4 separate regions of the Homo sapiens genome follow, and all the other regions are linked to region 2. A link is a loop called in an ENCODE intact Hi-C map of the cell type or tissue named here. Cell type or tissue: tibial artery. All regions are shown on one strand.

Region 1 (8,000 bases), 81 kb after region 2:
TCCAAGCACCTATTTTAGAGCTCCCCAGCTGATTCTGTTGTGCAGCCAGGGTTGAAAACCACTGTTCTAAGAGTCATGTTTTATATCTGTCAGAATAGGTTACATTCTGCTGCAGTAACAAATAGTTCGTGGATCTCATTGACTTAATGCGATGAAGGGTGATTTCTTGCACTTGCTACATATGCTCAGTGGGTGGGATGAGTGCTCTGCTCTACATTTCCTGTCTCTAACACCCATGCTGATGGGGCTTACTGTCTGGAGCATTATCTATTGCCATTGCAGGGAAGAAACATGCCGTCTCTAACGTCTTTCTTTTGGATGTAACATACTTCACTTCTACACATGTTATTAGCCCAAGTTATTGCCATGTCTGTGGTTAGCAGAGACCCGGAGATCTTCAGCTGACACACAGCTTGGCTCAGGCACATGTCTGAAGGTTTCTATCCTGAAAGACAAGGTCAAGGCCAGATGGCAGGACATTGTTTTGCTGTCCTTCAGCCTAACACATGATCCAAGGAGTTCTGTTGTCTTCTCTTGTGACACAAAGCTCAGTCCACGGCCCTCTAGGACAGGGCAGTTCTGATGGTGACATTTCACTAGGTAAGAAGGTGTTTGTTTGTAGCAAAGCGTTCCATCAGAAAATTCCCTTACTGAGAGCCAAGAAGGAGCTGAGAGATGCTCCCATTTTCACTTGCAAGATGAAAGCAGTATCCATTGAAGAAGGTGGAATATGCAAGACACACAGGAATGTGTATGGGCAAAATCTCGAAGTTTAGAAAGCTGGGCATACCCTCAATTTGCCCTTGACTCTTCACAATAAAATCTAGGAGCTGAATGAATAAAAAATATCCAAATTTTATAGAATGTAAAAAGTGATCTGAATCTCGAGTAATAATAAGAGATTAGTCACCTGTTCTAAACTGACAGCCCCTGATGTCATGGTTTCCAGTGTTTTTCAAATCACCCAGGATATTGTTGAACATACAGATTCCTGGCACCACCTCTAGGGATCCTGATGCAGTTGGTTGAGAGTGGGTTCTGGACATGTCACTGAGTTCCCCAGGTGATGTTGTGGTGGTCTATGGGACCACCCTTTCTGTTCTCTTGGAGACAGCCAGGGAGGCAGTGATCAGAGAACCAGCCCGGTGTGAGAGCTTCACTACCCACTTGCTCTTATGATGGCTGCCTCCAGAGCTGGGAAACTCACTGTTCTGGTTGTCAGCTATCCCCAAACAATGATGAAATCATGGTTATTTGAACCCTCCCCATCACAAATGATCATTACCCAGTTGTCATCCGTTATGCTTTGGTGAGGGTTCTTTTCTTTCTCTGAAAACTCAAAAATAGACCAGTGTATTAGTCAGGGTTCTCTAGACAGAGGGAGCTAATAGGATACATGTATATAATAAAGGGAGTTTATTAAGGGGAATTGACTCACATGATCACAAGGCAAAGTTCACAATAGGCCGTCTGCAAGTTGAGGAGCAGGGAAGCCAGTGGTGGATCTGCCTGAGTCCAAAAACCTCAAAAGTAGGGAGGCTCACAGTGCAGCCTTCAGTCTGTGGCCAAAGGCCTGAGAGCCCCTGACAAACTGCTGGTGTAAGTCCAAGAGTCCACAAGCTGAAGAACTTAGAGTCTGACGTTGAAGCGCAGGAAGCATCCAGCATGGGAGAAAGATGAAGGCAGGAAAACTCAGCAAGTCAAGTCCTTCCATGCTCTTCTGCCTGTTTTGTTATAGCTGCGCTGGCAGTTGATTAGACGGTACCCACCCAGAATGAGGGTGGGTCTTCGTCTCCCAGTCCACGACTCAAATGTTAATCTCCTTTGGCAAACCGTCCCAGACACACACCCAGGAACAATCCTTTGCATCCTTCAATCTAATCAAGTTGATATTCAGTATTAACCATCACAACTAGGGAAGAACATTAGCAATCACCTGGTCCAACACCTTGATTTTATGGACCAGGAAGCTTAGTCCTAGAAAAAACATGGTCATGTTGCAGAAGAATTCAGTGGCAGGATTGGAAGAGGACCCGAACAGTCCACATCAATGCTGCCTGCAGGAGAAACCAGGCAAAGGGGTGAAGAGGTGCTTTTCTGTCATCTTTGGGACAGCAGGCAGGGCAGTTTTAAGTGGTTTTGTTCAGCCTCTCCACAGAATGCATGAGAAAATGGGCTCAGTTCTAGCAGAAGTCCTAGCAGTAGCAGGGTAATGTCTAGCAGAGTAACCCTGGGCAAGTCACTTAGCCTCTCTGACTCAATTTGTAAATTGAGATAATGATAGTGCCTATTTCATTTTTGTGAAAATTAAATGAGCATGTGTAACATGCTTAGAAAAGTATATGGCAAGTAGCTATCATTTATCACATGTTCATGATTGTCAATATTATTATTGTTATCATTGCAATAAGTTTCCTAATGTTAGCCTGATTAAAAGATACAATAAGGGATAAGAGGATTTCACAATCTTTGTCTGCAGGCAGCTTTAAGAATTAGACTGGCATTTGTCTAGGTTGATTATATTATTCATCTTCTTTGGATGGAGGGTCTTGGTCTAATTGAACATTAGTTTTCATTTTTCCATAAATCATTTAAAAATAATCTAAACCGTAAGACAGCAAGGAAACTGCCTAATGGTGAGGGAAACAAAAATCAGACAAGCTTTTCTAGCATGCTACATCTACCCTAGGTGACTTCCCTGATGGGTACATCAATGATAGAGGGACAGAGGTTAAGCCACATCGATTTGAAAGCTGATATTGGACCCTTGCAATGAGCTCTCTGAGCATCCACATCTTGGACAGCCCTGAAGGTAGACGTGCATCCAGGAAATAGTAGTGGCTGCCCTGTGTTTGTGTTCAGAGCCTGGTGCTAGGTGGTATTTGTTAATAGGAGAGGAAACACCTGGGGTCACATCAAGGAAAAGACGGACAGGGGTAGATTGGTAGCTGAAGAGGTGGCCATCCTTTCTCAGAGCTACCGTGTTCAATTCAGGGATGCCTTGGTAATTCTGCCCCCTGCCTTCCACCAGGAGTGTGTGCAGCTCTGTGCCTGTGTCCAGCACACCCTATGTGCTAAAGTTTCCTAACCTTAGCGGGGGTATGAACTGTTTGCCCAGGAATGAATGGAGATGTGATGTGAACTATATTTTGTCCCAAACAAGAAGAGAAATCTCAGCACAAGAGAAACAAATTATCTCACAAATAAGTGAATCTATTCTAGTAATTGAGCAGAACTCCAAGAGAAAATCTTCACGATCTTACTGGAAAGCTTTTTACAAAGAATAAGTGTAAGATTGCCAGTAGAGAATGCCAATCTGTGGAGATGCCCAGCCCCTATGTTGGCCTGTCCATCATGGTTAGCTCTGATTGGGACTGTGCCGAAAAGAAGGGTAAGCAGGTACAGATGACAAGAGTCCAAGGCCTGTGACTTGGGGACAATAAGCATTATAATTGCATACAATTACTGAGCACTCACTCTGTCCCAGACATATTTTATATACATCAATTCATTTGATGCTCATGTTAGGTAGCTGCTGTTACTGGCCAGGATTTCAAAGTAGCTACTCCTATTGTCCTCATTTTTCTGATGAGAGAATGAAGTACAGAAAGGCCAAGCAACTTGCCTACCTTCTTACAAGCAGGATGTGGCAGAGGATAAGCTCGGGAAGTCTGACTTAAAAATCCACCCTTTTTTACAATGCAGCTAAGTGATGATATAAGCAAACATGGAAAGATACTGAAACAACTAATAAGGGCCACCCATGCACCTGTAGTCAAGGCCTTGGCTAGGAGAAGCAGAAACTCCAACTAGAAAAGGGAAAGGAGATAGATTAATACAAAGAGAAGTGAAGTTTCTGCAGGTCCAGGGAAGGGAGTATAGCTGAGCCTTGGGGAAACTGGAATGCTCTTTCTCTCTCAGCCCCTCTGAGATCATAGGTTCTAGCTCGTGGAGCTGACTTCTGCTTCCTATCTCTGCTGTATTCTAGTCACAGGCCAGCTCTCTCAATCTCTTCAGTCTGTCCCTTGCACCATTGTCTGGTATGGGACTGTGGTTTGCAGTGGGATCCATTGTGTCCTGATTCTAAAGACCTCTTAGCCCCAGAGTCCCCCACCTACTGACTGCATGCTAGCTCCTACGTCAAGAAGGAGCATCTGATTGGCTCAACCAGACCTATCCATTGGCTTCCCTTGAGTAGGGCAAGCATTGTCATTGAAATTCCCCTGGAATCAGCAAAGAGTTAGGGGTAGCAAAGGGGATGTCTGAGAACAGAGTTTCCTAAACATTTTTTTTTTTTTTTTAATTCAGAGATTCCCTTCAGCAGTCTGGTGAAGGCCAGGGACATCTTCTCAGCATCACGCTTTTAAATAAAAAATAATGTTGGATTACAAAGGCAGCCAATTCTATTAAATTACAATTATTAGAATATTAAACAAAATTTGTGCTGTGTTTTTAAATTAACATATTGCTGAGATCTAGCAGCAAGTCTCATAACAACTACAATTTTGAAGAACTGGTGAATGTAAAAGATATTTTGAGATAACTGCAAAACTTGTGTGATAGAAAAGTATGAGTTGCATTGGTGACAAAGTCACAGGCACTGTTAGTACAACTGTCGTTTGTGGCCTATATTTATTATTAAGGGAAATGCTAATTTTCAATTTGAAGATGTTGAAAATGAGGCTGCAAAATTCTTTCCCATCCACGTTCATAGAATCCTAAATTCTATTCATAGACTCTCTTACCCTGTTGCAGTATTTCTCAAAGCATGGAGCCACCTACATAAACAAGGCATGGGAAGTGGAGAGGAGTGGCACCATGAAGGCTTCTCTTTGAGAATGCAGATTCCTCAGTTGTCCCGCGCTAGGTATGCTGACATCTGACCTGAGAGAAAGAAACTGGAAACTGACATAGCAAACTCATTTTTATTGTGTTCCTGATGCAAATCTTACATATGCTAAATTTTGAAAAACATCAATGTAAAGTAGAAACTTTAAAGCCTCTGAGCATTACTCTGTCTAGCCATCAAGTGGGGTTGGAGTCTGAACCAATGCAGTCATATAAAAAGAAAATGTTTCAAATGCAAGCATAGGTTTTGAAATGCTTAGAAATAACCTAGTGATGCTGAATGCAGGCAAATTCAAATGTTTTTTTCAAAGATACCTTGTGGTTCATTTAAGAGGAGAGCTTCAGAGTACATCTGCAACAGGTGGAGGCTGATTGGATTAGGTAATGCCCAAGAGCAAACGCTTTTCTGAGTCAATTCTGAAGCCTGTTGCCTACTGGAGTGAGGACCCTTGTTCATTTGCATGACCAACTGGAGGCCAAAGCAAAGGATGATGCATTCTACGGGGTTAAAGGGGGAAGGAATGAGCAGTTGCAGCCCCAGTGCATCAGGAAAGAAGAGGCTGAGCATTATTACTTCTCTCTGGGACGCAGGACCTTCCAGACTGTGACCGGAAGCAAAGTGCAGGCCAAGAGCAGCTGGCCTCCTGGTAGGCAGAATGAGCTCATAGCTGTTGGTTGAAGACACGTGAAGTCTGCAGAGGTGAACTAATAGCGAGAAGGACAGAGAGGAGGAGCAGGGTGAAGCAGGAATACCAGCCAAGAACAAGGGCAGCTGATGCACCCAGGATAGAGAGAACACTCCTCGGCTTCTTGCTAAAGGAGAATACTTTCCTTATTCTTGTGGTTTTCCATCTCAGGATACTGTGGAACTTCCTGATTGGGACTCAGGCTGCTTCAGTGATGTCTTGATGTAGGACCTGTCTTCTGGCCACAGGTGATTTCACACCTGCCATGATGGGTAGGGAGCATCTTGGGGAAGCAGAGGTTTAATAGGTAGGCAAATTGCCCAGCAGTCAAGTTTTCTCTTCATGCTAGTAGCAGCACATCATAGCGGTTGACGATATGGGCTCAAGGGCTTGTGCTGGAATCCCAGCTTTGTCATTTATCAGCTGGGTCACCTTGGACAGGTACTAATCTCTCTGTGCTATCATTTTCCCACTTGTAAAGCAGATATAATAGAACTTCCGCATGAGAATGTTAAGAAACGTGAGCTAAGTCACCCATGTAAAATGTTCAGGATTGGTGCCTGGTAAATAGTGAGTTCATTCTCTCTTTCCTGCTCCCTCTCCCACTTTTCCCTTTCTCTCTCTCTCTCTACATATATATATGTGTGTGTGTATATATATATACACACACACACACACACACACATATATACATATATATATGTTTGTTTTGTTAAATAAAGAAATGTTGACGTGTCAATCACATCATTATGTCAATTATGTCAATCCATTTGATGAATGATTCCTTTGGTGCTATACTCAGTCATGGACAGAGTTATGGAGTTAGGTGGACCTGGGATTTGAGTTCTTTGCTATGCCATATTCTATTAACTTTGTAACCTTGGGTTTGATCTTGGCTTTTTTGCTTATGAGTTCTTTGACTTTGGGCAGACTAGTTGGCCTCTCTGAACTGAATTCCCTCAATTATAAATGTGACTAAAATATCTTACTTCTATAATAATAGTGTCTGATACATAGTACGTATAAAACAAACATTAATCCTTTCCCTTTACTTCCCAAGTCACCTCCTTAGGTTGGGCCATGTCAGAACTTATTCCAGATTCATCCAGCATTGGAGAGCAAATTTGGTGTTGGATACTGCCACAGGCCCTACTATACAGAAATGAAAAGAGCCTATTCCTCCTCCCAGGGGTCTTGTGGTTTAGTTCTCTGTAACTTGCAAAATGCTGTAAAAATGAAGAACATTATGTAATAATTCTTAGGAAGCAAACTTGCTGCTCAAGTAGCTTGGAACAATGTTTCCCAAACTTCACTGTGCACACCAATCACTTGGAGATCTTGGTAAAATGCAGAGTCCAGTGCAGAAGGTCTGGGGAGGGGACTGATATCACATTTCTAACAAGCTTCCAGGCAATGCCCTGCTGCTGGTCCATGGACCATGGACTGCACTTTGAGTAGTCAGGGCTTGGAGTATAGCTTAGGAGACAAAGCAAACCCACAGGAATCTAATCCCTTGCTCTAAGCTCTTGCTTCCTGTTTTTGTTTGAAGGGCTAGATTCCCATGAGCATTCAGGCCTGAGATGCTTGCTTTACAAATCTTTCTGCTTCTGCATGGTCAAAATTCCTTTAGTCCTGTCTTGTAGGCCTGTGGTAATTTTCTTGGACAGTGTAGGTGACTAATGGAGAAATTGATCCAGATGTTCCCTGGAGAATACCAAGAAGCTGCCCCAAAGATCCATAGTTGCAGGTTGTGCTTCTAGACCACAGAGGACTTTGGAGAGTTGGAAGGGACAATTGTAAGGTCATCTGGCCTAGCAACTACCCCACTGAGCTTAGTGTCACTGGATTCCCATCAAGGACTTAAACCTTGGCTACGGGCTCATCTTTTAATTCCCTTCTTTGAATCTGAAATCAGTCCAATTGTCAATAGAATGGTGCAGGGTTTGGGTTTGCTTCCAGGTGACTTTTAATCTATATATGTTTGGTAAAACTATATTTGGAAAGAAAATCATTGAGGAACTGATAAATGGAAAGACTGTGAATGAGTAGAAGTGTAAAATGATAACGGGGTCTCCAATTTGCATTTAAAAGAAAATGTCTAAGCCTCAGCTCTCATGATGACGATGGTAATAATTGTAGCTTCTGTTGTTTGAGTATTTATTCTGTGCCAGGCCTGTGCCAGGAGCTTTACATATATTATGTAATTTAATACTAGGGAGATAGGTGCTTTTATTTTAAAGATGAGGAAATTCAGAAGCTAAACTAGATTAAGTGTTTTGCCCAAGGTCACACAGCTGGCAAGTAGCAGAAGTGAAATTTGAACTAAAGCAGTTTAGCTCCCGAATATTTGCTCCTAAACTGTACTCCTGCCTCTTACTAGTCTAACATCCCATGTCCTGCCGAGAATCTCATCCAGCCTCTCCATCTACCACGCCAGGAACAGGCATTTACTAACTCTCATGGAAG
Region 2 (8,000 bases):
TGCCTTTTGCCTTCTGCCATGATTGTAAGTCCTCTCCAGCCACATGGAACTGTAAATCCATTAAACCTCTTTTTCTTTATAAATGACCTAGTCTCAGGTATGTCTTTATCAGCAGCATGAAAATGGACTAATACAACCATGTTTCCCAGGCTGGTCTTGAACTCCTGGGCTCAAGTGATCCACCCACCTCGGCCTCCCAAAGTGGGTGGATTATAGGTATGATCTATCACACCAGGCCCTACAGGCCCTTTTTATTTTCACATTAACAGGTTCTGGGGTTTAGGATGTAGACGTATCTTTTTAGAGACCACCATTTAACCCCATTACATTAGGGAAGTCTCCTTGGATGCAATAAACAGTTTGTCTAAATCCTGAAGCAATTAGCTAGGTGAAAGGGTAGAGGAAATTATTCCAAAAGGAGGGAGGAGCATGTGCAAAGGTCCTGTTGAAAGAGACTCTGCAGCCATTCATGCATACCATGAGACTTCTGGAGTACAGGGGGAGTGTGTGTAGCATATCGTGGAGTGAGGAAAGGGAGATGTTTTGGGCTAGGGAGGTATGCAAGGCCCATATTCCAGACAGCCTGGGATGACATGATAAAGAGATTGGAGAAACTACTAAAGAATTTTAAACAGGGAGGCAATATGAGCCAATTGGCATTTAGAAAGATCACTTTGGACAATTTGTGGAGGATGGGGTGCAGCAAGTCCAGTGGTGGCGAAGCTAGTTAGCAAAACTTTTGCTCAGTAAATGTGCATTGGCTTGAATCCTCCCTCTCCTTATTTCACAGATTCTATTTTCTTACATTAGCGTGTGATTTTTGCTGGGCTGTTGGATGCTATTTAACATGCTAAGCCAATCTACTTACTTGTAATGCTCATCACTAATAGGAAACAAGATGCTGGCCTCACAAGGTAAACTGGCCTCACTCAGTTGACAAAGTCCCTTGCACTGATGATCAAAGATTGTAAATGGATTAAACAGGTTGACGGTGTCAGTTCCAATTTTTTGAGCTACCAAATCATCTTGTCAACAATTAGCATCTACAAAATATGAAGACGGATACATCACTGTTTCAGAAAAGACTGAGGAATTCTGGGTGTTGCTCTGGATATGACACAGATTTCTCCCTTACCACTGCTTTGTAGTGGCTGCTGAAATTAAGGCTTGAATGCTTTAAGAATACCTATTGAACCTCCTCTAGGTGTCAAGGATATCCAGGATTTAGCAGAGAACCAAACAGCCTGTGCCTTCGAAGAGCTCACAGTCTAGAAAGGGGTGGTGGTACTTCTGTGCTAGAGAAGAGAGGGGGGTTCTGTATATTTCCTAAATGCCCCACCAGAGGGGCTAAAGGGGGAAGGTTGCAGAGTCCTCTGTTTTGGCTTCATGCTGCAGTGCCTGACTCTGCCTTGAAGGTGTCTTGTTCAGTGGTGGGATCACTCTGCTTGTTGGTGACAACCTGGGTATAGAGATGCCTTCTGAGTACATTCCTTAGATGTCCTCCCTGTGCTCCCACTCCCCTGTCCACTCTTTGGGGGTTAGCATCATCACTGTCCATGCCCTCCAATGGGATTAGCTCCCTTCCTGACCCCAGGGATCTCTTACAGCATGGAAGTGCATTTCTCCAGGTCCATTTATTCATCTGTTCATCCTGCAAACATGTACTGGCCGCTGACTGCTTATAATGTCCGGTGCCAGCGCTTGGGATTAATATAGACACAAATTAGACATGAGTCTTGCCTTTAAGATGCTTAACATTCATGTCACCCACTTAAAGCAAGGGTGGACTGTGGGAGGGCTAGTGATAAGCAGGGTGAGATTTCACTGGCAAGAGGCACTGATGCCATTGGAAGGGGCTGGGTTTGTGGGTGTGAGAGTGGTGGGAAATGTAGGGCAGGAAGAGAAAATGGTGAAGCTGCCCTTTGAAGGGTTTGACTAGGTGAGGATGGGTCAGATTCACCCTGACACACCTGGCCAGGGCTGATCCTAGTCTGGAATTAGATGTCTGGGTTCAGAACCCATGCTATCTGTGAGACCATGTGCAAAGGTCCTCACCAGCTAGGCCCCATTACCTCATCTGTGAAATGAGATACACATAGTTCTTCCTTCCTGGTGATTCCCTGGAGATTTGGCCAGCTTCGTATGATGCTTTGGGCACAACCCCCAGCATGGCATCAACTCTTGATCAGTACCAGCTAGCTGCCATTGCTGTTAGCCAATCCGGGGAGAGAAGGGACTTTTCTGACACTGCGAGCTTGGAACAGGCGTCTAGTACCATATATTTAGGAGACTGGAAGGGAAAACTTGACCATTTCTTTGAGTTGTAAACTTGCCTGGTAGCAAGGAGGAGAAAAAGGTGAGCAAGTCCCATGTCTAAAACCCTATTAAAGGCTCTTTATTTTTTCCTGGCTCTAGGGCTGCGTTTTCTACCTGTTGTTATGAAAACATGGCCTAAAATATCTCTAGCCAAGCAGTCCAGAGCCCATGGGAACTGTCAAAACTGGGATTGGAGCATAAATATGAAATGACACGAAGCTTCATGTTCTGTTATTAAACTTCACAGCTAGAATTTTTGAAAGCAAATTATCTTGTAGAAATATTCTTGTTACGTTAAACTGGAAATGAAAATAACTTATTTATTTGCTTAGATCAAATTGTTGCATGCAAAGTTAGGCTGTGTTGTTTTTCCACTGCCAAATGCTTTGACGCATTCCTTTAACCAAACAGTTTAAATGTGAATATTAGTTAAGATGCATCAACCACAGTGGGTTGTCAGCCTCCTAAGGATTGTATCCTTTCAAATGGGTCAATGAATAGAGATTTAAAATAGAAGTCAGATACTTTAATGTTTTTCGCATTCAACCAAGAGAACAATTTGCTTGCAGATAGTAGGGGTATGTTATATGTGATTGATAAATGAGCTTATTTACGGCAATTTGGGCATCCCCTGTATGTGCCGTAGTTTTCAGAAGCACGAGCAGGTGTTATCAGGGCTTGGGATGCACCTTCATGGCCACCAGATGTCACTGTTGAGTCACAGAAGCACAGCCATAGGGGCTGAGAATCTTTGGTGGGGAGGACGTTTAGGAAAACTTTACCTTGCCAAACAGCTCATTCTTTATTTTAAATATCTGCCAAGCCCAGGATCCCAGGGCAAGCTTAGCTGAAGTCAGGAGAGTGCTTTAGAGTATGGAACAAAATTAGGGAAATAGGAAAAAAATGCAGTATTTGCTCTTTCTGTCTTTTGGAGATTCTCCTTGTCGCTCAATCACACTTGTACGCCTGCTCTCTCCCCATTCCCAGCCCAGAGCTAAGCAGTAAATGCACTGAATTGGTTAGACCCTTGCAAAATCGCAGAACACCAGAGCTGGCAGGGCTCACAGGCGTCAGCTAGCACAATGTCTCAACTCAAGTGCAGGGGCGCCAATAGGAGGAGGAGTTGTTCAAAGTCTCTGTTAGCTTTAGGCTGAGGATCTCTCATAAGGATATTAAATAAAGGTATAGCACAGCGGTTCTTAAAAGTGTGGTCCCTGGACCAGCAGAACTAGTATCACACGGGAACTTGTTAGAAATGCACATTCTTGGCCTGCACCCCAGATCTACTGAATCAGAAAGGCTGGGTTGGGGTTTAGCAATCTGTCCTTTAACAAGCCCTCCAGAGGATTCTGATTTGACAGAGGGAAAAGCTCTACTGATAATACGGGTAGGAGAGCTTCAGTTCCTACTTCCGGGTGCCATCAGCATCTCTCCAGGCTCTGGGCTCTGAAGATTATGGTTAATTCACAGCTTCTCATTGGAGCTTGACCTCATCTACACATTCCCTGGGAAAAGTGTCTCCCTTCTAGACATGACTATATTGGGTTGAGGTATCAAGATACTTCTCTTCTATGCTCCCCATTTTTTCCCGGCTCCACCTTCCAGCCATGGAATACAGTTGACTTAGGATGCTCCCTGGTAGCTCCCTTTTGGGCAGGAGCAGCTGGAGCCCTAGTCAACCCTTTCCCCTCCTCTGCTCCCTTATCCCCCTTATACTTCTTCCCCTGTGTCTCGCACTTTTCTATTTCAGGAGGGAGAGCTTAGTGCTATTGAGAATCTACCACGTGCCATGTGTTTCCACATGTTCTTGGAGCTCTCACAACAAACCATGGAAAAGAGAGTTTGACCGTCGCCACTTTTTTTTTTTTTTTTTTTTTTTTTTTCCAGGCCGGGAAACGGCCAAGGTCGCACTGGCAAGGACTTGTGTGCACAGGGAAATTTCAATGGTCCTCCTTCAAGTTAATGGGGCTTTACTTTCCTCCCAGGCTCTCTCTGCATTTTTAATGAGACTGCAAGTCCCAAGAGGGAAGCCAAGTAAGCATTTCAGATTCCTCTGCCTGGATCTGAGGGCAGAGACTTCTAGGGGGTTGGGAGGTAGAAGAAGGGAATCCCTGTGATTCCCCACAAGGTGCGTTCCCAAGAAAGAGTGCCTCTTCTGTGCTTGGAAAATGGTTAGATCCTGAGCGTGGTCTCCCACAGAAAGAAGTATTCCTTAGCTTTCGACATCACTTATGTTGTCATTTTCCAGCTACTTTTAGGACTGCCCATTTCCTATATTATGTGTTCTTCTAAGGTTTAACCTCAAGTTAGTGTAATCAAAGATTTTTTTCTGCTACATCAGGTTAGATTGGCTTTGCAAATTCTGGCATCCTCCTGTTTCCTCTTGTTTGAATATATGTTAAAAAAAAAACCATAAAAACAACAAAACAAAATAACAAAAAAAAACTATTTATCTTATTTTGGTACTCTAGTTTTTAGGAAAGGCCTGATCCTAATCATGTTTGGATGCACACTAGGAAAATACTACTTAACCTTTTTCTTGCCTTTTTAATGTCTGCTGTTCCTTTTCTTGTAGCAAGTGATACAGAGGAATTGCAGTGAAGTTACCATGAAGATAAAGGTAAACCCACACAAATGACCTCCAGCATCTTCTGTCTTTAGCTTTTCCTTCCTAGCCGACACATCTTTTGAGTTTTAGAACATTTACGTTGTTTTATACTCCATCTCATTTTGAGGCTTTCCTCTTTCTTTCCAGGCTAGTTCTTTGTGATATAAGACTTAATTCTGCTTTTTTGTTTCTGATTGAGAATTTCATTTCCTTTTATGCTTAGGCGTTTGCTCAGCCTAACTTACCAGTGTGGTTTATTCTGCTGAGAAAAACTGAGAACTCATGAGAATGCTGTTCTTCTTTCCTTTTCTTTCTCAGTATTCAAGCGTGGGCTTGGGAGTCAGGCATTCCTGGGTTCAGATCTTGGCTTTTCTTCTTACTAGGTTGTGTAAACTTAGATGAGTAACTTCATCTCTGTCAGTCTCAGACAAACTGAGCCAGGCTCAGACATGCAGATTCAGATCACTGGGCCACCAGGTCCTAGTGATGCCCCAGAGAGGCTGCTGGGCTTTGTTGTGGGTGACCTAAAGAGGTGCAAACCCAAAAGTATCTGAGACAGGTCTCAATCCACTTAGAATGTTTATTTTGCCAAGATTAAGGACACACCCATGACACGGCCTCAGGAGGTCCTGCTGACATGTGGCCAAGGTGGTCAGGACACAGCTTGGTTTTATACATTTTATGGAGACGTGAGACATCAATCAAGTACATTTAAGATATACATTGGTTCGATCTAGAAGGGTGGGACACCTTGAAGTGGAGGTGGAGGAGAGGGTTCCAGGTTATAGGTAGATTTTAAAATTTCCAGATTGACAATTGGTTGGAAGAGTTATTATCAATAGAAAAGGAATATCTGGGTTACATAAGAGGTTGTGGAGAGCAAAGTTTTCTCATGTACATGAAGCCTCCAGGTAGCAGGCTTCAGAGAGAACAGATTGTAAATGTTTCTTATCAGACTTAAGGTCTATGTTGATGTTAAATAATGGTCGGTTTTTCCTGAATTCCAAAAGGGAGGAGGGCATCATGAGGCCTGCCCCATCCCCACTACCCCCACTTGCCGTCATTGCCTGGACCAGTTTTTCAGGTTAACTTTGGAGCACCCTGGCCTAGAGGAGGGTGTCAATTCAGATGGTTGAGGGGGGCTTAGAATTTTATTTTTGGTTTACAGAGGGTGGGCTCGGCCCTTCTCCAGGAAGCTGGCATCTGAGAGGTTGAGGGCCATGGCCCTAGGGTGCATTTGAAGGGATGGTAACCATGTGCAGAAACACTGCCTCTTTAGTGTCAGATTCTTCCTGGACCTAGCCATTTTCTTCCTTTCTAGTTCTCCATCATGGATCCCATTAAGTCCCCATCCTCCCCAGCCCCCTCTCTATCTATTTCTCCCCCCAGCAGTTGCTTAAATGTGGTACCCTGATGGGCAGGAAAGCAATTGATTAGACTTGAGGTGACTTGAGTTGTGTTCAGCAAAAATCCTCACTCTTTTGACTGACTTCAAGTGGCGTCATGACAAAATCAACCTGAAAAGACATAATTAATACCCTATACCCTTTTATTCCAAGTTCCTTTCGGTTGGAAAGTACTGCCAGCTAAAATCATTGTGGTGAGTCTTGCCTTTCTTCTCACCAGCCTGTACATTTGAATGGAGTTAGGGACTGTAGCGTGTTTATCTCTCTATTATTCCCCATTCTGAGTATAGTGATAGATGCTCAGTAAATATTGATTGATTGGCTGATTAATGGAAAGACTTGGGCTCTAGACTCAGCTTATATGATCTTGGACAAGTCACTTAACTTCCTCTGAGTCCATTTTTCCATTTGTAAGAGGTTGATAATTAATTACACCTGAGTCTTAGGTCACACTCTCCAGGAGTAGCTATTACATGTGGCTTCAGGTTTGAGTGGCTTATTAAGGAAGTGGTGGAATGGGGGTAGTAAGGAAAGGGGAGGAAGCAGAGCAAGGGTGTGATCTCAGGAAAAGTCCTGCAGGGGCCAGCTCCAGCCTTCCAGCGTGATCCCACAGGGGAACTCTGGAGGCAGCTCTAGAGTTGTTTTCTTCTCCTTCTCCTTCTCCTTCTCCTTCTTCTCCTTCTCCTTCTTCTCCTTCTCCTTCTTCTCCTTCTCCTTCTCCCTCTCCCTCTCCCTCCTCTTCGTCTTCTTCTTCCTCTTCCTCCTCTTCCTCTTCTTCTTCCTCTTCCTCTTCTTCCTCTTCCTCTTATTCTTCCTCTTCCTCCTCTTCCTCTTCTTCTTCCTCTTCCTCTTCTTCTTACTCTTCTTCTTCCTCTTCCTCCTCTTCCTCTTCTTCTTCCTCTTCCTCCTCTTCTTCTTCTTCTTCTTCCTCTTCCTCCTCTTCCTCTTCTTCCTCCTCTTCCTCCTCTTCTTTTTTGTTTAGAGATAGCATCTTGCTCTGTTGCTCAGGCTGGAGTGCAGTGACATGATCACAGTTCACTGCAACCTCAAACTCCTGGGCTCAAAGGATTCTCCTGCCTCAGCCTCCTGAGTAGTTAGGACTACAGGTGTGTGCCATCACACTGGCTAATTTTTTAAAAAATTTTTTATGGAGATGGAGTCTTGTTATGTTGCCAAGGCTAGTTTTCAACTCCTGTCCTCAAGTGATTCTCTGGCCCCTGCCTACCAAAATGCTGGGATTACAGGCATGAGCCACCAATGTCTGGCCAACCTTTCATGCTCCTGCATTTCAGTCACTGGCTAGGACTGAGGGCAGGATAAGGGAATGTAAATTCCCAGAAACTTCTAGTGCTATACCCATTTGGGCAAAGTGTTCTCTAATAGCCCAAGGGAAGTTCTCCAAAATAGAGCTGCAGTTTGGAAATGAAAGCACACCAAAGTCTGAGTGTAAAAGTAAAAAAGGAATTGGGTGGGACACTGACATTATCCTCAACATCCTACTCATCTACATTTCTGAAGAGTTACTGGAATCAGACAAGAAATACGTGGAAACACTTGTAAACTGTCATGTTCCATTCCAAAGTAAATGGTGGCTTTTTTTTTTGTTATTTGTTTATTTTTTGAGACAGGGTCTCACTCCTATTACCCAGGCTGGAGTGCACAGGTGTGAT
Region 3 (8,000 bases), 320 kb after region 2:
AACTTCCAGTCAGGGAGACAGACAACAAATATGTGCAAATAAATGTGAAGCAAAGCACAGCGTATTAAGTAAACAGGGAGCAAAAGAGAGGCTCTATTTCACATAGTCAGGGAAGGCATCTCCAAGGAAGTGACATTTGCACGTAGACATCTGAGTGATGGGAGGTAGGGCACCCCCAGGAACAGGCCCAGCTTCTTCGTCCCTCTAGGAGCTCCTCCATTCTCACAGACACATACTAATTGAATTTTCACATTTTCCGCTCTGTTCTTCCCTGCCTCCAAGGAGAACCTTAATTATGCTATTGAATATCTGGATTCCCATTGAGCTTCAGTAGTGAACTCAGCATTGTATCTTTCTCATCCTTTCCACCTGTCCTTCACTGCAGCTCCCTGACCTGGCTCTGCAAAACCCATGCTCTGCTCATTTCTTAAAGAATACAATTTTGAAAGGTGTGTTTTTCTTTGTCCCTATGCCCGTTATCCTTTTAAGTGTGTTCATTTTGTCATTCATTCATTTGGTCATTCTCTTATTCATTTGCTCAACACGTTATTTTGTTAGTGACCCCTTTGCTCTGGGTATTGTATTGGTGTGATCGTACTGGTCTTTCCTTAGAGGGTAAGGGATGTCTTCTCAAGGGACTGGGAAGAACACCCTACAGGTGTTGACTTCTTCGTCTCCAATGAGATCTTAGTGATGTGTCCATACACAAACACACTTTTCATGCTCAGCAGGCAGGTAGCTCTACTACAGCCCTCCTGCAGTGAGGAGGAAGCTTCTTCCTTCAACTTGGTTTCTCAGACTCTTTGCAGTTTTTCATTGTACAATGTGGGCATGAGAAACCACATTGCTACCAAAAGGACCTTTCCTCAGGTAGTGAAGTATCTTAAAATGAAACCTAATTATCATCACAGCACATGCCAGTGTTATTTTCTTAAAATGAATGGAGATAAGGAAGAGCAATTGATGGGGAAGGAGAAAGGGACCGCCCTGACCCTAGTTCTGGGTATCTCAGAAGGGTGTTCCTGGAGGTTGGCTTCCATTTCTTTCCTGAGAAGTGCAGGAATAAGGGCATGAAGTAAAATTTAACAGACTGAGGGGCTGGTGTGTTGCCTACCTTTGTGTGTGTTGGAGGGCATTTATGCTGTTATGAATGAAAGGGTAGTACATATGGTGTGTATTTCAAAAATTGTGCCTTTCCATCCATGCCTTTCATCAGTGCAGTTAGTAAAAATTTCCCCAGGATTTTTGTCATTTTTTTTTTCTGCAAGGGCCAGCTGCAGTCTGTTGTTTGTATCTTCAGGATTATTTCATAAAAATTTGGGAAGAGGCAGTCACAGCAGGCCCAGGTGTGTTGTCTCTATGTTCACCCAGAAGTGTCCGTAAAGGAAAAAACTCTAACAGAGTTCTTAAAATGGAATATGCTGTCTCCATGAGATCATATTTCCCATCTACGAAGGTGGTCAGGCATGAGCTGGGTCATCATTTGGCTGTGTGCTGAAGTAGTGATTCCAGATGTCTTGAGTCAGGCATAATAAGTTGGTTTTACCTTGTGTGCCCAGCCTGATGGATTGTTCCTGGCTGTTTGGGCTCAGTAGGATGAATGTCATGATCCATTAACAAGGTCTGTCCTGGATATGGAGAGTGGGGAGGATGGGGGCACACACACCATGTATTTGTCATCCCTAGGAAGGGAACTGAACTAGAGAATTGCAATGCACTGTGAACAATGAGAGTACCAAGATGAGTGGTCTCTGTATCTTCATCTAAATACTTCATGGGAACGTGATTAGCGATATTAGCCCGAGCAGTGCTTCAGGAAGGTCCAGAAATTAGGTGTAGTAGGAGCTCCAAAATAGACTATTTTAGAGGTGGGAGGATTGTAAGTTCACATTGGTGATATCTCTAGAAAGTCGATCACCTAGGAAGTCTGTTTCTTTCATTGGTGCCACTTGCTTGTCATTGAGTTTGTTGGTTTGTTGGTTGATTAATGTGTATTTTCATCATTTATTGAGCATTTACTATGTGCCATGTTCTGTGCTAGATTTTCAAGATAGAGATGGATCAAATGATGAACAACTCCTAACTTTATGCCTTCCAGAGTAATTGGGCCACTTGAAGGTATCTGCCTTGGACCTTAATTGATTTCGCTTGTCTAACATTTAGCCTTCTTCCTTTTCTTTTCTGGAAAAAAGCCCCTATATTTATTTCAGGAAATTTCTACCATTTTATGAAGCTCTTGTAGACAGCAGAATGCACACACTGTCCACCCTTTACTCCCACCCACTACAGGAGTGGGCACAGGGTCCAAGCTAGGCCGGTCACAGGACAAAGGCTGTGTCCAAAGGGATTGGCCATTATGGTGACGGTGTGGTCCTGGTTTCTGTACTTCTCTCAAGTCCCCTTTAGCTCAGTGAGTTACCAGTTTCCTCCAACTAAACCCCCTTGATTTTCTAAGCATGGCCTGACTTGGCTTCTGTGACTAGCAACCTCAAAACCCTGATTGGTTCCACACCTTTAGGTTGGTGTTAAGGTTAAAACTCTCGGGCCACAGTCAGATTTTCATAATCTGGAGGCTGTTTAACCTCTGACATAGCCATCTACTTCCTAACCCACAACTTTTGTCAAAACAAGTTGAGGAGCTGGCTAGTGGAGGAAGACAGATTACAGCAGGGTTTAAGTATCCTTGCCTTTCCTAACTTCTGAAGCACAGATGTAACAACACTGAATTCACTTCACCTTCCATTCCTGCTAGTGGTTAAGGAGGTGATGTTTTCTTCTCACGTTACGGAAAAGATATCTTTGGGGAGGTATAGCACAGAGTTTGCAAGCATGGACTTTGGCATCTGAAGTTGGCTTAGATTCCAGTTCTGCCACTTATGAGTTGGTAACTAGGGGCAAGGCACTTGACCTCTTTGGGTATCAGTTTTCTCAGTTATAAAATGGAGATAATAAACAGTCCCTACTCAGACAGAGTTGTAGATAAATAAGATAATGCATGCAAGGCATTTAGCCCCATGAAGTTGGACTGCAGTGATCTATTTAACGTGGATTTGTGTGTGTGTGTTCTTTAGATCCTAAAAACTTGAAGTTCCACTCAAGAGTCAGTTTTACCCTGTAGCCTTTTTTAAGATGCTTGTTAATATTTGAATTTGAGAACAAGAGAGACTGAAGGTGAAAACGATAATCCTATGACCTTCCCCACCCAAACGCCACACACAAGCCTATTCTAAACCCGTCTTTCTTCCTTAAGTGTGCCAATTACTTCAGAGTGTATTAATAGTGCCCTCTGCTGCCCAGAGCACCGCAGCTTAATGGGATCTCCTGGGGCAGATGAGCTGGGATGTAGGTCTGAGCTTTTGGTGCTTCCATCTCTGCCTGTCACCCTCAGACATATTCTCCTTCCAGTTCACAGCTCCATTTTCTCGCCTGCATTTCTAGCTAAGCTCTGAGTCATCGATCTCAACCTTTAATTCAAGTTTGTGCCTGGATCTGAACCAAACCATAGATAGATACTCATAAAGGTTGTGCAGATGAGAATGTGTGGTTGTTCTGCTTTTGATCAGCAGCAGGCTGAGATTGCTTCCAGGATAACGGGAGCCAAGTCTATTTTCTTAGGTTACAATGAAGGACTCAAGTCCTGCCTGGAGCTGGCTGAGTGATGAACTAAATTGGAGAAATGTGCCATGTGGCTCGCCGTGTTGATTAGTTGAGTTCACTTGAGTCCCCTTTTTGCAGCCAAGTGCATTCGTAACTTCCATAGCATGGTACTATAAATCTGCTGACTATTTCTGTGGTGGTTACTATTCCAGTTTGAAGAGAGGGGTGTGGAGAAACAGTAGTGAAAGCAGGAGTAAAGACTTCTGACAGATTGAGGCTCCACTTCAAACCATCTCATTTAGACCTCATACTTTTAGTGTCATTATAATAACTCCTCTAGCAAGACTGCAACATGGAGAAGTTGGTGATGAAATGATAAGTACCCAGAAAATCCTTGTACACCATGCCTGCAGAGTTCAGGCTAGACTCAGGGAGATGGTGAGATAATTCTTTGTCTTCTGCAATGGACTGTGTGCTTTGTGCATCCTGGCAAGTGGTTGGGATGGATTTGCCCCGAGCCAGTCACACTCTCTTTGCTTCCATTGTGACCACTGTCAGTTAGGTAGGTGCCTAGGATGGTATAATATGAGTCTCCTTAGTCAAAAGTCGAATTAATTTTTACCACATCAGAACTGGAGATCTTGGCATCCCAAAGTCATATATACCAAACACCTGAGCTAACCATCCAAGTTAAAAAGAAATGCCAAATCCATGATACTGTACATACTTTTCATTCCCATAATGTTATGTTTACTTCCACATAGCTACACGATATATTATAACACAGTAGGTATGAACATGAGCTCTGGAATCAGACAAACTGGATTTGAATCCCAGGTTTGAATCAGTTGCCTTCCCTTGCTTCCTCTTGATATTCTTATTGCCATAGCAGGAATACTCTGTCTATCCAACAGAGTTATTATAAGAATTCAAGCTGTGGCCAGGGACAGTGGCTCATGCCTGTAATTCCAGCACTTTGGGAGGCTGAGTCAGGTGGATCACTTGAGGTCAGGAGTTCGAGACCAGCCTAGCCAACGTAGTGAAACCCCATCTCTGCTAAAAAAATACAGACATTAGCCAGGTATAGTGGTGCATGCCTATAGTCCCAGTCATCGCAGCTACTTGGGAGGCTAAGATGGGAGAATCGCTTGAACCCGGGAGGTGGAGGGTGCAGTTTGAACCAAGATCATGCCACTGCACTCCAACCTGGGCAACAGAGTGAGACTCTGTCTCAATAATAATAATAATAATAATAATAAAAGTTGGTAACGCACACAGGCACTTTGCACAGGTAATGCACACAGGTCCTTTACACGATGCCTGGCAGAAACAATGTTAGCTGCTATATGTGATGCTGTCCTGGTAGAAAGGAGCTAGTTCACCCATTTCAGAAAAGGAAATAAGCAATGAGTCCGGAGAGCAGAGCTGAGTCACTCTCCTCTACTGCTGCCCCTCAAAAAGTTGTTCACCTGTACATTACTTGTTAGTCTTCAAGAATTTCCACATCTCATGTCATTATGCAAGTATCCAATCAGTATTTCCCAGACATGGAGATTTTTTAGCTCTATATATGTCTACATTGCAGATCAGTTTTAAGGATTAAATACAATATTGTGTGTGGGCACTTACACATATATAACTCTGGAGAACTTAAATAGAATTGTCAACTTATGCCAATTAAGGACATTCAAAGACAAACACCACACCACCATCTACTCTCTCCACTATTTCATAGAAGAATCTAAAATTACATGCAGTGTTGTGGATTTTTCATTTCTTTTTAACATGAGTGGTTAGCTCAGGTGTTTGAGATACATGCTTCCGGGATGCCAGGATCCTCAGTTCTATGTGAAAGAAGATAATTAGATTTTTTTCACTTAAGGGACACAGGCTGTGCCATCCGGGTACCTACCTAACTGACATTGGTTGCAATGATAATAGCATATCAAGAGTGTGTGACTGGAACACCAGAAAAAGATCAGCCTGCATGCTGAATAAATTTAGCTCTATGTCAGAACTAGAAATGTTGTCCATTTGCTGAGGATGGACAAAAATTTGATCTCTAACCAGATCTTGAGAATTGTTGGTATAGACCGTAGGAAACTGTCACCTTTCAGAACAATCCAAGGCTCCCAGCGACCTCCTCTGAGTGAATAGGATAGGAGGGTGAAGACAGACCCCTCAGGGCTCCTGTTCTGAAGATCATCCCAGACCAACAAGCTTTTCAGAGTGTTCAAGGATCAGGGAGCATGTGTGGTGGGATAGAGATGCATGAACTTGAGCCAAGCAATTCAAAGTGATTTGAAGAGAAATCCCGAGGCTTATGTGTCCTTCACTGTGGTGAGTAAGCAAGTGGCGCGCTGTCCCTGGAGACCAGCACCGATCAGTCATTGCACACCCTGAAGTGTGCTGAGGATCTCTCAGACTTGCCAAGGCTGACATGAGTCTGGTCTTAAGTGGAAAGGACATACCAGCCTCTGGGAAGAGGTGAGCTCTGGCAGAGAACGGTGAGGGAGGTGGGGGTCAGCTGCATCTCTAACCTTCTGTTTCTTTAGAGGGCGAGAGAGATAGGTGGCTTCCAAACAGAAAGGCCTGTGCACATCAGCGTGACAGCAGCCGGCTGGAGAGATGGGGTGCAGCCTGCCAGATTCAAAGGGGTGGCTCTCCCACCCCCCTTTGAATATAATTATCATTCCACTTGGAGATCTAGAAGGAATAAAACTAGGCCCTTGATCCACTGTCTAATGGATTGTGTGACTATCAAGAAACTGTGGCAGCCTGTGGAACGAGACAGACATGATCTGACTCCTGAAAGAACCACGTGTGAGTCATGTAGCCTGGGAGGGTTCACTTAATTACATAATGACCTGTCTCCATCCTCTTCATCTCTTACTGTCCTGTCCAGCACTGTCCAGCTTCTGACAGTTTCACCCGGGGAAATTTTGTGCAGTGTCTTCAGCATTCAGAAGCCATGAATATTAAGGAAGGTATGACTAGTTGAAGATATCAGTGAGGAGTGGGAAAGAAAACAAAAAGAATGACAATAGGGCCTTACTAATAAGGATCATAATTTTAAACCAGCCGCTATCCACATGTGGTGATGGAGCTGCTGAAATGAGGCCAGTGTGGCTGGTGTGTCCTGAGATGTGCTGCAAATGTAAAGTCCCCACTTGATTACAAACACTTAGGATGAAAAAAATGAATGTAACATATTTCATTAATAATTTCCTGCATGGATTACGTCTTGACATGTTGAAATAATAATATTTTGGATATATTGGGTTAGATAAAATTCATTTTTAAAGTTGATCTCCTCTGTTTGTTTTTATTTTCTTTTCATGTGACCATTAGAAAATTTAAGTTGTATGTGCAACACACATAATTGCAAGATGTTTATTATTCCATTAGGCAGTGCTGGTCTACAGACTTAGGAGTGGTAGAAGGGGATAAGGAGAAAAGGTCATGACAAGGAGAACCCTACTATTTGCCAGACGCTAGGCCCCTGCCCTGTGAGCCTCTTGGCAGCCCAAGTTGGGAACTACTGTATTTATTTTACTGTTTTACCGGTGAAGCTTCTGGAGAAGAAACTGTTTGCTCAGAGCCCAACATTGAATAAATGCTAAGTGATGATTCAAATTTGGGTGTTTGGACTCAGCAGTTCAATGTCTTAACTATTAATTATTGCCTTTGCCATAATTGGAGATGCTCAATAATGTATGCCTTGCCAAGTGATTTTGAGGATTAAATGCAATGTTGTAGGTGAACACTTAGCTTAATAAGAGCCTCGTAAGTAAGGATGGCTGCTATTAATGTAAAAATAATAATAATGAGGAGGAGAAAGTGGAGGAGATGGAGAAGAAGAAGAAGTAGGGAGGAAAAGAAGGGGAGGAGTAGAAGTGGGGAGGAGGAGAAAGAGGAGACAAGTTATTGCCATCACCAGCAATACGTGCCAGGTGCTATCTTGGGCACTTTACGTACATTATGTAATTTAATGCTCACAGCAAGCCTAGCCAATACTCACCCGCCCTTTCTGCCTCTAATTTTTTCTGGTATGAGCGTAGCAAAGTCCGCCTGACACTTGAATATTTACTTCCACTTCACGACTCTTCATCGTGGTCTGTTGGGTGCGTAGGAAGCTTCAGATGGCAAAGGGAGGTGCTGGCAGGGACTGGCAGCAAATGAGCAAACTACAGAGATGAGAGGGTGGGACAGAGCCTGCGTTTTGTAAGGGAAGAGTGGCTGCCCTAATTTTAGCTTCTGATTCACCCAAGGAAATTTTGAGCAGTGTCCCTAGCATCCAGAAACTGCGAATACTAAGGAAGGTCTGACCAGCGGCTGAAGATATCAGTGAGGAGTGGGAAAGAAAACAAGAAGAACGACAATGATACCTTACTAATAAGGAT
Region 4 (8,000 bases), 190 kb after region 2:
TTCTAAACACATGCCCTGACTCCACCCAGAGTGGCACCTGCACACAAAAGCAATGCCCAGGGAGTGCCAGGCCGAAATAATTTCTGCAGAGTTAAACTGGAGCATTAAGTGGCAAGTGGAATTTGACAGAGGGGAGGAGCAACCCCACTTTCTGTAAGAACATGAAAAAAAAAACCCACAGTTATTAAATAAGCTGGGGAAAGAACAAAATTACACAGGGATGAAGAAAAGTCTTTGCTTAGCGTGGCTGAAAAATACCGACCTCACAGATGGGGTAGGGTTGCGCTGGAGGTAGAGCAATGTCAGCAATAAAGAGAGAGAATAAAGGAAGGAAGTCACGGCCAGCTTGCAAAAAGTTGTCTCTGTTGTCTGTTCTGTGAAACCGCTTGCCAACAACACCGTTAAAATGTAGGTGTTGGTGTGAAGATCCAACAAGGTACATTCTCTGAGTCTGGAGCCACTTCTAAAGGAGCTAAATAAAAATGAAGCAATTAATTGAGACACATTGTATAAAAGAAATCAGTGTAATACCAGATGGAAGGAGTCATGTCTGCAATCTTAGTGGAAAGAGCATTATTTATCGAGCATTGACCTTCTAGTGTGAGCACAATGCATTCATTATCTCATTTAATTCTTACGATTACCAGCTGAGGCAGGTGCTTTCATTATCTCCATTTGACAGATCAGGAGGATTGTAGCTTAAAAGGCTTAACTCGTAAGTGGAAAGGTCAATATGTAGACCGAAGCTTTCTGAATCCAAAATCTGTGTTCCTAACCTCTATTCTGTACTGCTGGCCAAAATTAAAAATACTGAAGTGTGATACAAGGAAATTATAACTCTGATTGGATGAACTGAATACTAGGGTTTGTCTGTTCTTCAGAAGTAAGATGATGGTGTGGATTTAGGAATACGTATTATGGACTCTATTGTAAGTGACAGATTCCCGCCCTAACGTGGCTCTAAAAAAAAAAGGAGGACATGGACTCCTGTGGTCAGCTGAATAAAGGCACCCCAAAATGTCCACATCCTAATCCCCAGAACCCATGAATATCCACATCCTCATCCCCAGAATCCATGAATATCCACATCCTAATACCTGAAACCCATGAATACGTTGCCTTTTATGGCAGAAGGGGCTTTGTAGATCTGATTAAGTCAAAGATCCTGAAATGGCAGAGATGATCCTGGAATATCTGGGTGGTCTCAACATAAAGAAAAGGATCCTTATAAAGGAAACAGAGAGGTTTGGTTACAGAAGTAGGAGACAGGAGGATGGAAGCAAGAGTTTGGAGCAGTGTTAGGAAGGGCCCCGAGCCGAAGAATGTAGGTGGCCTCTAGAAGCTGGAAAAGGCAAAGCAACAGCTTTTGCCCTAGAGCTTTCAGAAGGAACACAGCCCTGCCAACATCTTGATTTTGGACTTCTGACCTCCAGAACTGTAAGAGGATACATTTGTGTTGTTTTAGGCTATCCTTACCGTTATCGTGGTAATTTTTTACGCCAGCAAAAGAGAACTAATACAACTCCTGTACCTGAAAAGCCTAGGGCAGCAATGGCTTCAGGCTTGGCTGGGTCTAGGAGCTCTAATGGGGTGGCCTTGATGCTGTCCCTCCTCATGCCTTAACTGCTTTCTTTTGCAATGGCCGTATTCACTGATGGGCTTTCGCTGGGTTGTGGCCAAGCTGAAAACAGTAGCCTCAGGCTTTTGCCTCACCACTGGAGCAATCCCAGTAGCGCAAACTGCACCCCTTTCCTAGTAATGTCTGCAAATGTCCCAGGGCTGACCTGCATGGGCCGAGCTTGTGCCCTGAATGATCACCATGATTCTGATTGGCCAGGTCTCATCATTGTGTCTCAAGGTAAGCGGGGGATCAGCCCTACCTGAACCTCAGTGACTCTTAAGGTAGAATGGTGCTTTGCAAAGGAAAATCCAGCTGGGCATGCAAAAACAGCAGATGCCTACCAGAGGGTGTGAGGCAGGAGCACTGAGACTTGGATTCTTGCAGGTTCTAAGGGAAGCCAGAGAGACAGAATAGAGGTTTCTGTCTCACCAGCAGAGACAGTGAACAAAACCAAAAAACCGTTCCCCTCCATCCTTTTGTGGTTCCTAAGTGTGATGATTGGGTTTTCATACTCATGTGTGAAATGTACCTCCCTCAAGCCTTGTTATGATGTGGCGGGCACATTACCCTTACCCATCTGATGAAAAGAAAAGGAAAAACAAAAACTTGGAAATCAGTTATAGGCAGCGGTTATGGGGTGAATTCAAGGTCTTGTTGCGATCTGATGGAGAAAGACAGGTGTGAAAAGGACAGGAAAATAAAAAGGAAGGATCCCTTGCTTGCTGGATGGGAGAAACAAGAGGACCATGAGAATGATCCCTTTGGATAAATGTGACCTGATGACACCTCCAGACCCTGAGCTCCTTCCTGGGGTAGGCCTGGCTGTTTGCCGAGAACAGACTCTGCAGAGCAGTCTTTGCACCCCAGCGGAGCTCAGTCTGCTCTGTGAGTCTCTGCATACTACTGGAAACCCCGACGGAGAGTCCCAGCCTTTGGAATTCCCTCACTGAGGCCGAGATTGAGCAGTGCTCACCTTCTAGGCCACCACCCTTCACCCTTGACATTCACCTTCAAAAGTGAGCTAAGAGGCAGATGATATGGCGGCACTGTGGCAGGTACACCCCAGAGCCAGTCCATCTAGAGTATTGTTCCATGTAGCTCACAGAGGGAGCCTCAAGTTTCTACTTCTTTTATTCTTGCCCCCAAGTAAGGGCATCTCTGTTTTGGTGCTTATAACTGAACAGGATGGACACTTTGGCCCCCGGTTCTAAAACCCAGTCGCGTTTTCCTGATCCTTTAGAAGTATGAGTCAGATCATGCCATCCTGTGTTCACAGATATCTGATAGTTCTTTAGTCCTCTGAGTCAAGGCCAAGTCCTAATAAGGTTTACTTCATCTCACATCAGGGTGCCCTCTGTTGACTGACACCCTCACCTGTTAGTCTTACCTTCAGGTGATACACAACAGCCACCCTGGTCTTATTTATTTAATTTATTGTCTGTCTGTTCCTGCTTCCTACTATCAGACAACCTTTGTGAGGCCAGGAATTTTTGTCTGTCTTTCTTATTGCCATGTTCTAAGCATCTAGAGGAATACCTGCATGTGTTAGGTGCTCAGTAAGCATAGACTGAGTTGAGGTGATGAATTAACTCAGGCATGTGTGCATGCATGCATTTCACCATCACTTACCAAGTGTGTGCAAAGCACCAGCTAATGAACTAGAAGCTGCATTCAGCAAGACAAACTCCACATGGTCTCTGCTCTTGAATAGCTCCTGCTCTAGAGGAGAGAATGGCAATCCCATGTGATAATTACTAAAAGGTTGGATAAGCCCAGGGTACTCAGGGGACATGGGGAAGACAGGAGCGCACCAGGGCCAAGATTCCTTCCTGCTTCTGTATACATAATTGCATCTCAAGCCTCTCTCAAGCCTTGTTTTGATGTGGCAGGCACATTACCCTTACCCATCTGATGAAAAGAAAAGGAAAAACAAAAACTTGGAAATCAATTACAGGCAGCGGTTATGGGGAATCTAACACGTAATTGCGATTTTATTGTTTATGTCCCGTTAGAACCATCTCTAGGTGTACACGCTCCCTTTCTGAGCAAATGCATTCTAAATCCAATAGGTTTCCCTGCTGCCATGTTGAGTTCTAACTCATGGGTAGTTAAATCCCAGAATACTGATGTTTGCTGGTGGAAAATTGCCGTTTCCTCTCCTTGCTGAGAGGAGGTGGAAAACCAGAGAGCATTAATATTAAGTAAAAGGTGATATTGAGTAAACGGTGGAGAGGCATACTAGGTGCTTCTAAGCCCAATCCCCACAGGTAGCTCGTGCTGGGTGGCAGAGAGCGAGTGTGCTCCCCACTCTGGAACTGACACTTACTCTCGTCTGTGCCAGGCTCGTCCCACAGCTATTTGGATGGCCACTTTCTTCTGATTATTCAAGCCTCAATTTTAACATAAGCTCCTTAGAGAGGCAGTCCCTGACCACCTTATCTAAAATTGTTGCCCTCCACATCATCCTTGTCATTTTCCTCATATCACTAACTATAATCTGAATACATCCTGCTTCCTGTCTTTCTCTTTTATTTAAAGCTAAGTTCTATATGGACAGCAGCTATTTCTGTCTTCCTCACTGTTGTGTCCTCAATACACATAGTAGGTGTTCAAAAAATATTCATGAATAAACAGACAGCAAATAGAGGGGATACTTGAGATACAGTATCTAAACTGTTGGAATTTGTAGAACTAGAAGACGCCACTTTTGGCTGTTTTTTTTTTTTTTCTTTTCTTTTCTTCTTTTTTTTTTTTGCACCTGAGGAAGGAAGCAGCTTAATTGAAGCCACCCCAGCAGAAGAATCCACACCACAGTCCCACCTCAGGTGGACACACCATCTACTACTCTTGCTGGGGAGAGCTCCAAGCTCCTGGGTCGCGGTGGAGGTGGGTGGCATGCCTTGAGAGCCACTTGGAGCCACCGCCTCCTGACTGAGGCAGTGCCCTCTTGTGGCAGCTCTGTGATATACACACAGTCCTTCCAGGCTCCCCAGAGTTTCCTGATAGTTTATGAGACACACCCTTCTCTTTGCACCATTCAGCTCCTTCTAGAGGCTTATTACAGATTCCACTGGGACCAAAATTGACAAACGCCAAAACCACTATGAATTCCAGGAATGACCTTAAGCAGTGTTTGATAGTTCTGTTAGAGCCAGCAACTCATTTTGAATACTAAATTACCACTACAGCCTTGCAGTTCCAGTGCATACCAGAATTTCCAGCCCTTCTCATGTGTATTGCTTCCAAGAACTGCTCCAAGATTTTAGCCCTGTGTTCTTTTATAAAGTTTACTTTTTTATTGAGCTATAACCTTCACAAAGTAAAATGCATACATGTTCAGTGTACAGCTTAATGACATTTTTTTTTGCTATTAGTTTTGCCTGTTCTTGTACTTCATGTAAATATCATCATTCAGAACTTTTCTTGTGTGTCTATCTAAACATTTCAAGTCAATATTTTGTCTATGATATTCAGTGGCTTATTCTTTTCCATTGCTGTGCACTTACTAGGTGACAATTTCAGACAATAGTATGAGCACACTGCAATTTATTCATTCTACATTTAAGACATTATTTAGCTTGTTACCAGTTTTTGTGAATAACTGAACATTTTCATACATATATTTTTGTAGACTATTCATATAACCAGGAGAGGAATTGCTAACATATTTTAGCCTTGATAAATACTACCAAACATTTTTCCAAAGTAGTGTATCAATTTACACTCCCACCTGCGTTGAATGAGTTCCTCCACGTCTTCATCAATACTTGGTATCATTGGTCCTTTAAAATTTAGCCATTCTAGTATGTCATTGTGCTTTTACTTTGCATTTCCCTGATGACTAATGAATTTGGCACATTTTCTTATGTTTATCGAACCTTGCATTTTGAATAACTACACATTTATTGACCAGAGCATGTACTCCCCTGAAGTTTGTAGACTGCCTTTGGACCTGTCCTTTTTTTAATGAAACTTTCTCTATGTTTCCCATGGGTTGTAGTCATCACTATCCATATATGAATGTAGACTAGAAACCTTAAATCTGTCTTTCCTTCGCCACTGTGCTCAAGAAGTCACAAAGTCCTATGGACCCAGAAATATCTCCTGAATGTGTTTGCTTCTCTTCATTCCCATTGTGATCACCTTAGTTCAATTTTATCATCTCTTGTCCTTACTAGCAGGAGAATGTCACTCTCCACATTCCCTTACTTGAAGAATGGGTTCCATTTTTCTGAGAATGTTTTCTTCTTTGAATCCACAGGCAACACAACTAGAGAGAGAAATAAGAATCATGACTACTAACATCTTTAGAATGTTTAGTGTCTTTCACGACTTTTACAAGTTTATTATATGCATTATCTTTGAAGTAGGTACTCTTTTTTTTTTTATACCCCCATGCCATCAGCCACTGCCTCGCTACCTGCTGATGGCAGCTGTAGGCACCCAGCTCTCTGCATTCTAGGGGTGCACACACCAGGAAGCTAATGTGGGCCCTGGATTTCTTTTTTTTTAAATATACTCTAAGTTCTAGGGTACATGTGCACAATGTGCAGGTTTGTTACATATGTATACATGCGCCATGTTGGTGTGCTGCACCCATTAAATCATCATTTACGAAGTAGGTACTCCTATCATCCCCCTTCCCCAGTTTCAGATAAGGACATTGAACTATAGAGGTTAAGAAACCACAACAAGTAAGCTACATGGTTGAGCTGGAGTTCAAAACCAGAGTCTGTCTTCAGAACCAACTGCTTTACCACTCTATGATATTTGCCGGTGGTACTTGATTGAAAGTTACAAGCTCATATTTAATTAACAGATTTCATTTTTCTACATAATTGTGGTTTGGAGATTTATAGTTATGCCGCTGGGAATGAGGCGGATTTGACAGCTGCCATCTTGGCTAGAGAAATAATCTCTGCATTTGGAAACATGGCGGTATCAAGGCCAGTATTGCAGGTTTGAGCCTCTTCCTAGCCAGTTAGCTTCCACGGAGGAAAACAATTAGTGAGGACTATGAATCACAGGAGAAACTGGACAAAGAGTGAGGGTGGATCCCTATAAACCATCTTCACCACTGCAGGTGCTGCTGACGATAGGGCTTCTGTGGTTTATAACCAAGGGGGACAGGTCCTGCTGGAGCCAGCAGCCTCAAGAGCAGGTGAAGCAGTAACAAGCACTGTTCCTCTGTTGCAAGTTTCAAGTGGGTCTTGAGGAAGTCAAAACCGTGACAGCCCCCAGGATTAATCCCACCAGGGATACAATGCAAAAACTAAGATCCACTGGGCAATTACAGTGTGCCAAGCACTAGGCTGAGTGTTTTATGGCCACAAGCTTATTTAAAAATCACAATAACCTTATGAGAGAGCTACTGTTGTTATACAGTAGCCAGCCGTTATCCAGGGGAGATTCATTCCAAGACCCTTAGTGGATGCCTGAAACCAAGGATAGAACCGAACCCTATACATACATATTTCTTTCTATACATACACACATATAATAAAGTTTAATTTACAAATTAGGCACAGTAAGAGATTAACAACAACCCATACTAAAATGGAATAATTATAACAATATGCTGTAATGAAAGTTTTGTGAATGTGGCCTCTCTCTCTCAACATCTATTTTACTGTATTCCTGCTTCTACTTATAATCTGTCCGTTTCATAATCAGTGTGACTACTAAGTGACTAATGGCCAACAACATGGACAGTGCGGCTACGCTGGACACAGGGGAGATTCACATCCTGGGCAGGATGGAGTGGGATGGCAGGAGATTTCACCATGTTATTCAGAATGGTGCGTAACTTAAAACTTACGAATTACTTGTTTCTGGAATTTTTATTTAATCATTTTGCACTGTGGTTGACTGCATGTAACTGAAACTGCAGAAAGTGAAACCACAAATAAAGGGAGACTGCTGCACCCATTTTGCAGATGGGACCTCGGAGACCTAGAGAGGTTAAGTAACAAGTGCTAGGCCAGTGCTTCTCAAATATTAAGGAGTTTATAAATCCCCTGGGGACCTGGTGGAAATGCGGATACTGACCTGGCAGGGCTGAACTGAGATTCTGCGTTTCTAATAAACTCCCAGGGGATGCTACTGCTGCTCGTTGAGGTGCCACACCAGTAACAAGGCCCCGCTCCTACAGCTGATAAGTGGTAGAGCTGAGATTCTCTTACAGGCGCTAGGGGTCCCGGGCTTTCTCTCTCCATCACCCTGCTCTATTGTTTCCTGTAGCAGCTGTGACAACCTCATTTAGATCACGTTCACAGGTCAGGCCCTGGTAAGCGTTCTTGTGACCTTGCATTAAGGCTCCACAGTGCTCCCCCTCCCTCTCTTTGCTCCAGACCCACCAGTCACCTTGCCATTCCACTTG

Evidence for each region. Peaks named below come from ENCODE experiments on the same cell type or tissue, not always from the same donor. Only the 100,000 strongest peaks of a DNase experiment are listed, where the experiment ranks them.
Region 1: a loop joins it to region 2, with 3 times the contacts of the local background. A loop is called at or near these places in 59 of 110 quality-filtered maps.
Region 3: a loop joins it to region 2, with 4 times the contacts of the local background. A loop is called at or near these places in 47 of 110 quality-filtered maps.
Region 4: a loop joins it to region 2, with 2.3 times the contacts of the local background. A loop is called at or near these places in 60 of 110 quality-filtered maps.

The regions. Positions count from the first base shown.
Region 1 is chr16:82,341,344-82,349,343 of GRCh38, forward strand. No RefSeq gene overlaps it. Among named protein-coding and RNA genes, the nearest start is that of MPHOSPH6, 180 kb to the left of the region's middle. In tibial artery, a CTCF peak has its summit at 3,026; no DNase peak of the experiment used is centred here.
Region 2 is chr16:82,260,679-82,268,678 of GRCh38, forward strand. No RefSeq gene overlaps it. Among named protein-coding and RNA genes, the nearest start is that of MPHOSPH6, 94 kb to the left of the region's middle. In tibial artery, a CTCF peak has its summit at 3,018 (motif pointing right); no DNase peak of the experiment used is centred here; H3K27ac peaks cover 1,713 bases.
Region 3 is chr16:82,577,199-82,585,198 of GRCh38, forward strand. No RefSeq gene overlaps it. Among named protein-coding and RNA genes, the nearest start is that of CDH13, 46 kb to the right of the region's middle. In tibial artery, a CTCF peak has its summit at 3,241 (motif pointing left); no DNase peak of the experiment used is centred here.
Region 4 is chr16:82,452,229-82,460,228 of GRCh38, forward strand. It overlaps the pseudogene LOC124903788. Among named protein-coding and RNA genes, the nearest start is that of CDH13, 170 kb to the right of the region's middle. In tibial artery, a CTCF peak has its summit at 4,592 (motif pointing left); no DNase peak of the experiment used is centred here.